Regions from separate parts of the Mus musculus genome. Here regions 1, 2 and 4 are each linked to region 3. The links are chromatin loops, found by intact Hi-C in ENCODE. Cell type or tissue: left cerebral cortex. All regions are shown on one strand.

The links. A loop is a pair of places that touch in the nucleus more often than their neighbours do. Peaks named below come from ENCODE experiments on the same cell type or tissue, not always from the same donor. Only the 100,000 strongest peaks of a DNase experiment are listed, where the experiment ranks them.
Region 1: a loop joins it to region 3, with 2.1 times the contacts of the local background. A loop is called at or near these places in 6 of 42 quality-filtered maps.
Region 2: a loop joins it to region 3, with 12 times the contacts of the local background. A loop is called at or near these places in 4 of 42 quality-filtered maps.
Region 4: a loop joins it to region 3, with 4 times the contacts of the local background. A loop is called at or near these places in 10 of 42 quality-filtered maps.

The regions. Positions count from the first base shown.
Region 1 is chr14:12,233,611-12,236,110 of GRCm38, reverse strand. The region is part of intron 28 of Ptprg (protein tyrosine phosphatase, receptor type, G); the gene reads right to left. Among named protein-coding and RNA genes, the nearest start is that of 3830406C13Rik, 49 kb to the left of the region's middle. In left cerebral cortex, no CTCF peak of the experiment used is centred here; no DNase peak of the experiment used is centred here.
Region 2 is chr14:12,335,844-12,338,343 of GRCm38, reverse strand. No RefSeq gene overlaps it. Among named protein-coding and RNA genes, the nearest start is that of Gm24578, 3.2 kb to the right of the region's middle. In left cerebral cortex, a CTCF peak has its summit at 982 (motif pointing right); DNase peaks (open chromatin) are centred at 141, 508 and 1,573; H3K27ac peaks cover 316 bases.
Region 3 is chr14:12,283,196-12,285,695 of GRCm38, reverse strand. It overlaps 3830406C13Rik (RIKEN cDNA 3830406C13 gene), which reads right to left and starts at 1,493. Exons shown (of 5, transcript NM_178141.3): 1 at 1,439-1,493; 2 at 228-311. The coding sequence starts at 280. In left cerebral cortex, no CTCF peak of the experiment used is centred here; DNase peaks (open chromatin) are centred at 908 and 1,482; H3K4me3 peaks cover 1,220 bases; H3K27ac peaks cover 996 bases.
Region 4 is chr14:12,151,140-12,153,639 of GRCm38, reverse strand. Ptprg (protein tyrosine phosphatase, receptor type, G) reads right to left here. Exons shown (of 30, transcript NM_008981.3): 11 at 1,575-1,624. Among named protein-coding and RNA genes, the nearest start is that of 3830406C13Rik, 130 kb to the left of the region's middle. In left cerebral cortex, a CTCF peak has its summit at 1,502 (motif pointing left); a DNase peak (open chromatin) is centred at 1,512.

The sequences.
Region 1 (2,500 bases), 50 kb after region 3:
ACCACAGGCTACACTTATGATGTTCCTGTAAGATTACAATGCAGCTGGGAATTCCTATTGCCAGTGACATCATAACAGAGAAGCATCCCAGTGTAGCAGCACCTCTGTTTATGGTAATGCTGGTTTCAGCAGGCCTTGATGTCAGTCATAGACAGTTTAAGCTGTATAGTTATTACATTTTAAGTTTCAAAGATAGCCCTCCTTCAAACTGATTGCTACCTGGTCAGACTTCTCACTTTAAAACGTAAACGCCTTTGTGAAGCTGACGGGTGATTTCCTTGAGTGTGAAGAAAGTTCTTAATATATTTTTTGACCATCTGTATTTACTCTTCTAAACTTCTTTCACTAATAAACTTTGGGTAACATCTGTTAGGTTTGTTGCTTTCAAATGGTTTTATGAATGATGTTATAGTGTTCCTAGTACATGTTTCAAGTGTTTTCCCCTTCTCCAGTTTTTATAAACATTGTTTATGATCATTTTTGTTTCTCTGGAATACAGTGCAGTTTAGATGTAAAGCAAGGTTACCCTTGATTGTGGGGGAAGAGATTGATCTTGAGAATGCTGTCTGCAGCCCAGTGTTTTTTGGTTGTTTGTTTGTTTGTTTTTTTTTTTTTTGTTTTTTGTTTTTTTGTTTTTGTTTGTTTTTTTGAGACAGGGTTTCTCTGTGTAGTCCTGGCTGTCCTGGAACTCACTCTGTAGACCAGGCTGGCCTCGAACTCAGAAATCCACCTGCCTCTGCCTCCCGAGTGCTGGGATTAAAGGCGTGTGCCACCACCGCCCGGCTTCAGCAGTCCAGTGTTTTTATAAAGATTTTCTTTTATACCTTCTAATCTGTGTTTGTCATGTTCCAAGAACAGATTATAAACACATTCTGCTGCTATAGCCCAAAGCCCACGCACTGCACGTTTTCATTTCATATTCTTCTCAGAACACTTATAAACTTCTGCTCCATCCTATCCTATTTTATAAGGATTTTGGAACCAGACTATCAAGGAACAGAAGATGATGTTAGGATGTTTACAACCCTGTATAAATATACAGATAAGTTCAAGGGAAGGCACGTCTTTCCAGCTTTGAAGTTTCTTCTTCACAAAACCATGCCTTTTCTCCCTTTATTCAGGTAGGCTGGGTTTCAGCATTTGTTTTTTGTTGTTGTTGTTTAGATCTTCACACACTGTATTTTTGGTTAATTCCTAAGTTCATAGAGTCTCTGCTTCTCCTCCAAATGGCCTCTTCTAGTGGCACTGTCTGTTTGCCTTCAGTTGATGTTGACTTGGTAAACTTGTATACAGGCACAAGGCACAACTCTTGAAGAAACTCTATTAATTTGTAGGTTCTCTGGGCAGTGGGCTACATCTTTGAAGGTTCTCTGTGTGGCAGGCATATGATGTGAGCACTGCCTCTTTATGTTTTATTCTTATTTTTGTGTTTGCTATCTCAGTTAGACCCTGAACTGATTAATGTACCATCACTGGAAGCAGGAATACTTTTTATGGTCAAGCTATTAAAGATCTGAATACAAATAAAACCATGTGCCATGGGCTTCTTGTAAACAGTATCAGGTTAAGGATAGTGGCTTATTTTCTTTGTTTTGCTTGCTGAAGGCATTGGTGGGGGTATGAATCGATGCTAATTTATTCTATTATTTATTATGGAGGTTTTCTACTGATTTTTATCATTATGTTGATTTAAAAAATATTCCTTTGAAAATGTCTTGAATTCATTCATACATTTTGGTAATGGTTAGTATGATTGCTAGGATAAAGCGTATTTTCTCATAATATGCAACTTTATACACTAGATTTTGTTAGACCGTATTTTACTCCTGATGTTTAGAATATTCAGGACTAGCCTGTACACTGCAATTCTGGTGCCAGCCTTCTCTGTTTAATTAAACAGACATGGACAATTGTCCGTGCTCCACAGTCTCACTATGACTGTGATTGTTTCAATGCTGTTCACAGAGAGATTTGGGGCCCAGGCCCTCGGAGAGCTGTCTCTCTTCCTCACTTCTTGGCAACACTCTTGTGTGCTGTGATCTCTTCTAGATAACCACATACAAGGAGTTAACCCTTCCCAATGAACCTATCCTGCTGTTGTCTTCATTTGATATCAAAGAGGCATATTCAGGTGAAGTGACTGGCTCCACACTCTTTTTTTACTTGGATATTTTATTTATTTACATTTCAAATGTTATCCCCTTTCCTGGTTTCCCCTCTGCAAACCCACTATCCCATCCCCTCTTACCTTGTTTCTATGAGGGTGCTCCCCTAACCCCCACCCTCACCCCGAACCCACTTCTACCTCACCTCCCTAGCATTCCTCTACACAGGGGCATTCTTCTTCACAGGACCAAGAGCCTCTCCTCCCACTGATGCCAAGTAAGGCCCCTTCAGTTCCTTCAGTTCTTTCCCTAACTCCTCCATTGGGGTCCCTGTGCTCAGGCTGATGGCTGGCTTTGAGCATCTACATAGTATTGGTCAGGATCTGGCAGAGCCT
Region 2 (2,500 bases), 53 kb before region 3:
GCCCTTTTCCCTGCACGTCCCTCTCAAACGTCTGAGCAACCAGTTTGCTCCCAGAAACATGTTAATTGCCAGCGGAGCTCATTAAGGCATGCACATGCAAAACACAGCGAGAAAGATTAACTGGACAAAAGCGTAGTAATGAACTGTCAACAATCGGGCCATCCACAGAACCAGCATCACTCAAGAACTCGGCATTTACAGGCAACAAAGGATTGTCTGGGACAGGAAGAAAAGACGACCTAGACTTTTGTTTAGTCAACACAATTGATTACAAATGAGAGATTAACAGGATAGCTTCAGATTTTTTTTAAAAAGAGGCAGAAAAGAAAAGTCCAATTAAGTCCACCGAATGTTAACTACATTGCGTTCCATGCCTAGCCCCAAAGAAATTCTCATTAAACCATCCCTGGCGATCCCTTTTGGAAAGTAATTTGTCTCCCTGATGGAGCAGAGAAAGAGAATCGTGTAAAAGAAAGCGTTAGTTCTTGGCACAATGAGCTTAGGAGACACACTAGAAAGAGCCAAAGGGGGAGTTAATGAGCAGCTGACAAACTACTTGGATTCAGGCCTAGAGAACAGCGATGAAAAGATGAAATTGGCCAACAACTATTCTTTATATCAAACATAAAAAGGCCAATCTGAAACGGGGCTGCTCAAAACTGGATGAAAGTAGCTCAAGAAAAGGGAGCCATGGCCAGGCCCCTTGCTGGACAGTGGACAGACAGTGTGAAGAACCCAACAGGCCAAGAGTTAGAAAAGTAGATGAAAAGCAGGCTCTCCACAGAGGACAGCCTCCCCATCTCAGACCTTTGCAGGTGCTGAGCTGAAACTCCTGCTGCCCATCCTACAGCCTGGAGATGTTCTAAGAGAGAAAGAAACGCATCAGGCCAACATTTGAGGGGAACCTCCCAAAGTTCTTTTAATTTGATAATTAGTTCCTGACATTTACCCTTTCTCTTTAATACCTCACTTGGCCTCTGGGGGGTACCATATGTTACCAACATATACTAAGGTGGTCTACTAGCCTTTCTTTCAGTAGCCATTCAAATTTCTCAACCCAATTCTGCGTTGGGGAAGAAGTGGCAAGAAAGGCAAGACTTTGTTCACACTTGGCTTGGTGGAATAGGGCATGGCGTATTTAAAATCTCATCCCTGTTTATCAGGCCTAAGAAATTGTTGTATTTTAATATGTCCTTGTTTGAACAAAGTAGGTCAAGATTATATATCTGAATAAGACAGGATACATGTGTTCACTAACTGTAAACATCCAGGCACTCCTTAGAGCAAGAATGTTTGAAGGTTCTTTAACACAGTGCTCAGCCAAGCCAGCACAGAATCCACAGGTGAGAAGGGGGTTTCAGAGTGGCTCAGCAGCCAAGCACCCCGGAACAAAGCCTGTGATTCCCATTTCTGATTAGGATGGGTGCCACCCCAGACAGTAGAGTCGAGCGTTTTGATTTTGAGTCTAGGTTTGTTACTTTTCCTCAGATCCTTGGTAACAGCTATCACATTTCTGAGGGCTTGGCTTGCACCTCGGGCTTTGCTCATGCTTCACAGAGAGAAATACATTGGTGTCTAGAAGTAAGGAAGGAAAAAGAAATACAGCAATTCAAAATAAAAACAGACATCTAAGATTAAAGACGACTCCTGGTTCTCAAAGCACAGAGGTGTTACCGAACCTAGAGAGGTGCTGGAGGAGAGGAAGAGCCCTGAGTTTCGTTGCTGCAGGCAGACCAGCTTTCTGGTAAACAGTGTTCTCTTTCTCTGAGCTGCAGATGTGACCAGCGATTGGTCCTTGAATCCTTCCTGTCTGATTTTTTTTTTTTTAATCCGAGGTCTTATTTGGAGCTTTTTGTCTTCAAGGAGTTTTACTTTTTACTGTGGCTCCTGAATGGTTGATTTTCTAGGGGAAGATGAGCCACTTGTAAGGAGAAATTACCCTATAGTGTTAGGAGCTATGGAACTGACATGGAAGTAAGCTGAGTTCAGATCCTGCCTTAGCTGCACAAGCTGATAAGGACTTTTATCTGTTTCTGTATCTGCAAAATGGGCATGTTGGGGGCTGCCAACGATGCTGGCCCCAGCATGGTGCCTGTGGGGAGAGAGAACTGAACCCTGCAAGTTGTCCTCTGACCTCCCCAACATACCCAAGTGCGTGTGAGTGTGTGCACACACACATTTGACACACAACTTTAAATGGACATGGTAAGAATACCTGTCTCCCAGGCGTGTGGTAAGGAGGGAATGATTAAACACAGAACTGGGTCTTCAGAACAGCAACTGGCAGGTGTGCACAATCATTCTAAAGACCCTACTACCAGAACTAATTCCAGTAGGAAAAGCCCAACATTTTATGAGAAAAACCACTGGAATTCTTGAGTTGATTCCTCCCTAGACATGTAGCTTCTTTAGTCTCTTGTTTGTTTATTAACTAATCTATTTCTGAAGATCAAACACAGGGCCTTGGGCACACCATACTTCTTCACCCCATCTTCAAGGA
Region 3 (2,500 bases):
GGTGAAGGAAGGGAACATTTTGATATTAATATATAAAAATAAATAGCTATGTGGATGTTTAGAACATAATTGTGTCGTTTACTCTCATTCTTAAGAGACAATGAAGTTATCTACAATAAAATGTCCTGTCAGAAAATGATACTTTCACATTTTTGTCTTCCTGTGCATGTTTCACTAATAAAGGTAACATACACTCTGTATTTGAAGTATCTTTTTCAAAAACTTACATTTCTTCATGTCTTTTAGAAAGGTGAATTTCTTGAGTAAACAAGGAAGCCATCTTTAATCAAAGCTGGGCTATAAGTTTTCTGCTAAATAATAAAAACATTTAGTTATCTTTACCCATGTGTTCAACTGTGCGATTTGGTTTTAGTACTGAAACAATACATTAATTCTCTCAAAAGAGAAAACTGACAATTTTATGTGTAATGTGAAAGAATGCACTCAAGCACATTTTTATTAATTTTTTTTTTTTTTTTTGCATTTGTCAAATTCACTCAAAACACCATGGATCAGGTAAACTCAAGACGCTTCATATCTGCTACCTCCACCCAAGCTCTAATCTTAAACAGAATTTCAACAAACAAACAGCCGGCACTAAGACTAATGGACATTTTAACAGAAAGAAAAAAAAAAACCTAAAAATTCAACACACACTCATAGACAGAAAGGCAAACACGTCTGAGGACCAACTGGGAACTCATGGTCTTGCCTTTAGCGGAAGACTGCTCAGTGCTACCATGACCCTTCCAAACAGGGGAAGTATTTTTACATGTGTAACTTAGGAAAAAGTCGATTAAGTCTGCCCGCCGCGTTCTAGCAAGTCAGCACTCGCGTTTGGAGACTTCCTATGGCACACTACACCAGGCACCACTCCCCTTGGCTAAAGTACTTGCACAAGTATAGATGGTGGGCTAATGACGTGCTCTGAACGCGCTAGGCTGAGCACACAAGCTAAAGGTGCCCCACCAAAGGGAGACACATCCAACACTGACATTCCGTGAAGGAGACTTCCCTAAACTTTCTGAAATTAAACGCCGCTCGCTCAGGATCGGATGGCGACCGGACGCCCGAGCTCTGGGTGCTCCGCACACTGCACAGGGGCCTGCCCGGCCCTTCAGCAGGCTCCTTCTCCGCCCAGGGCCCACCTCACGCCCGGCTTCCTCGCCTTCCTCCCGGCGAGGTTTGCAGCCGACCAGGGCAGCGTCCAGGCGCCCCTGGAAAGCCACTCCTGCCGCCTCTCTTCCTCTCCTTCGGGAGCAGTTCAAGAAAAACTCTGCCTTTTGAAGCGAGGAAGCGCCCAACGGCCACCCCAAGTCCCGCCTTTCGTCCCAGAAAACTCTGGAAAACCTTTCTGGTCACCTGGCTCCCCTCATTAGCTTCCTCCTCATCCCCCCCTTGCCTCAGGGGCTACGGGCTGTGACCACACTGCGCCCACCTCTGAGCTCTTCCGGGAACGCGCCATGGACGACGCCTGCGCAAGACCTGGGCGTGGTCAGGCAGCCATGTTTGCGTACTTTACGCTCCTGACGTCAGTCAGAGTCCCAGCTACTTGGCTTGGCTTGGCTCTGGCGCGGGTTCGAGCACCTCAGGGAGATGAGACTGTGGAAGATTCCCCAAAAGGGGCCTTAGAAACCTGGAAGAAGATGTGGTGATAGCTCAAGCTTTTAAAAAGTGGTCTCTGCATATGTTATAAAGTCTTCGGGGAGTACAGTTGGCTTCCTCCCTGTAACATATTCCTCCTTTGGAATGTTCCAGTGGGGGGGGGGGGGGGGGAAGGCGTGAGTGTTGTGGGGACTATCCAAAGACTTGTCATTAAGTTTGTTCATCCGAGGCCTGCAGAGCAGCCTCTAGGTCGCACACAGATCAACACAGCAAGTTCACAGCCTTGTGTTGTTTAGCCCACAGCACTCCTCCCATGTGCAGAAGTGTACCCTTACGCTTCATTTTATTCCTTGAAATAACTTTGTGAGCGAGTAGTTCTGTTTATTCTTTGCTTATAGATAGAGATATGGAAGAGTGATAAAGTCTTAACTAAGAGTTGCACAGCTGGTAAAGGGTAAACAGAACACATTTAAGTGAGTTTTTCCTCCTAGGTTACCTACATTAAATGTAGCACCGAATTTAGACACTTTGAACTCAGTGTGTCCTTTATTTTGAAAGCCTCTTTTCTACACACTTAGGTATCTTCACTTCTTTACTTCTAGGGCAAGGTCTCACTATGTAGACCTGGCTAGTCCTTTAAATCACAGGACATACCTCTGCCTCTCTGCCTCTCTGCCTCTCTGCCTCTCCCCCTCTCTGCCTCTCTGCCTCTGGTCCTGGGAGTAAAGGCATGGACTATGATACTTGGCTCTTCCTATCTTATAATGCTACTCTCTCAATAGAGGTATTATTTCATTCTCAGTGTGGGACTTCCCACTTCCCCAGCCACATTTTTTTTTTCCACAACAAAAGAACATTTTGTGTTTTGTAAAGTTCCCTTTAAATTTTGGTATGT
Region 4 (2,500 bases), 130 kb after region 3:
GTGTGGAGAAAAGGAGATGAAGAAAAAATGTAGAGTGTATCAGTAACCAAGAATCAACTCGAGGCCCTGTTCTGCAAACACCCAGATTGTAGTCTCCTCTGTTATGAGTTTTCATAAGCTACAGTGTGAAAGCTGACCAGTGCTGGCCCAGGGTGACCAAGTCTTACTTCAGTGGCTTTAAAATTACTTTGAATTGAAACCTTAACTAGTGTATCGAACTCAGGTGTTCTCTGATGTGGCTCAGGGCTGGCCTAGATGGGGAAACAGAAGCATTACGAGTAAGTCATAAAATGTCCAGGTCAACCCATCATGGGGAGGGGGTGGTGAGAGGCAGGAGTCAATGTGTGCTGTTTTGCAGGTGACTGCCTAGCTCTGAGATGTGGAAAATCAGCAGACAGAGTCAAGGCCACTGTCATACAGCAAGGAAGTCAACAAAGCCAGAGGGAGGGTAGCCAGCCCAGGTCAGCAATGGCAGTGGCAGAAGCGGCAGGCATACTCTGGACATGGGATTGAAGACGTAGTTCCTGTCTCTGCAGCTTCTGGTTGCATGCAGCCCAGCTATAGAGCCTTTGGAGTGTCTGCATTTCTCCACAGTACAGACTCTGCCTCTGCGCCTGCAACACTCAGGGTGACAACAGGCACTCCTCTTAGGATGTGCCACCCCTGTGCTGGGGCTCACCATGCTACCCATTCTCTGGGTAGGGAAACTGAGGTGTGTAGGGGATAGGGAGCTTATTCAAAGTGCATGACTGTGAAGCCTCGGTGGCAGGGCTGCACGTGGACAAACCTCAGCTCATCCTTTCCTTATGCTGAACAGGGGCATACTCATATACGGCATCTTCTACCCAAACCAGGATGTGTTCGGGGATAACAGCACAAGTTCAGCCCTTACAAGCAGGCACAGAAAACCCCAAACTATACCTCACTACTTATACTAGTATAAACAGTTAATCAGAGCAAGACACATTTTGGAACTTCATTCAACTTCACATGGAAACCTTACAGTTTAAGGATAGCCATGAGTACCAAAAATCAACTCTCACATAAGACTAAGCGCCAAACACAGAAAAGCCCTTCAACTGAATGTTGAGTTGACTCCTTGCCTCACTGTGTGATGATGGGCCCATCTGTTTAACTCAGTTTCTTCACCTTCACCCTAAGGTCTTTGAAGATGCAAACAGAATAACTTGTGTCTGAAAACTGGGATGTACTTAGTGAGTTTCAGGCTACAATTATCCCAGCGCTGGTCATTTCTTATGAGTAGATGTGGGCGACAACCTCTTCATTGCACCATAAGGTGAGTGAAGGGCTCTGAGTGGATGAACTCCTGTATCACTTGATTCTGGCGGTCATTCATAATTACATATCTGAAATATTTTTATTTTGACAAAATTATACATCAGAAGCCACCAATATTCCTCCATGGCACAGTAAATTATACAGCAAAATGCATGCTTATCTCTGAAGGGCTGTATGTGTGCAGTTCAACAACATTATGCTGACACCTTGTGGTCACAGCTTTGACTGCATCCAAATTACCACTTGTAACAGAGCAGCCAGCGTTCTCCACTTACCACTCCTGTTTTCACAATCCTGGTCCCTTGGAAGATCCGGGTAGTATTAGCTGAGAAACAAAGAAGTTATGATGTAAACAACACACAATGCTCAGATGTGCTCCCAATAAAACCTTCCAATGGACACACAAATCTAAACTACACATAATTTTCATGTTACAAATATTATTTCTTTGTACTCTTTCCAACCATTCCCCCTCCAAGTCATACAGACATATTCAGATGACTGGGATCTAGCCAACTGTTTCTGCCAAGCAATTCACCTAAACTCTGTAATTATTAAGGTTTTGTTTCATTGAGATAGAACTTCAACAACAGTGAGATGCCCAGGATTCGATTACATCTAACACCTGAGCAACTACATTAAGGTGCATTTTCTTTCTTTTTAAAAATGATTTATTTATTATGTATACATAATTTTGCCTGCAGGTATGCCCGTAGGGCAGAAGAGGGCACCAGATCTCATTACAGACGGTTGTGAGCCACCATGTGGTTGCTGGGAATTGAACTCAGGACCTCTGGAAGAGCAACCAGTGCTCTTAAACCTCTGAGCCATTTCTCCAGCCCAGGAAGCATTTTCAAGTACTGTTGGGTTTCTGGGTTTCATATATTTTTATTTAAATGGGATTATATCACTCCAGTGTTTTTTCTCTATTGCCCCTTTGTTCACTATTTCTCATCCTTTCAATGACTCTAACATGTATCTTTAACTTACAACAATTTACTATTTTCTTTCTTTCTTTTCTTTCTTTCTTTCTTTCTTTCTTTCTTTCTTTCTTTCTTCCTTCCTTCCTTTTTCTTTCTTTCTCTCTCTCTCTCTCTCTCTCTCTCTCTCTCTCTCTCTCTCTCTCTCTCTCTCTCTCCTTCCTTCCTTCCTTCCTTTTTTTTTTTTTCTTCAGGACAGGGTTTCTCTGTGTAGCCCTGGC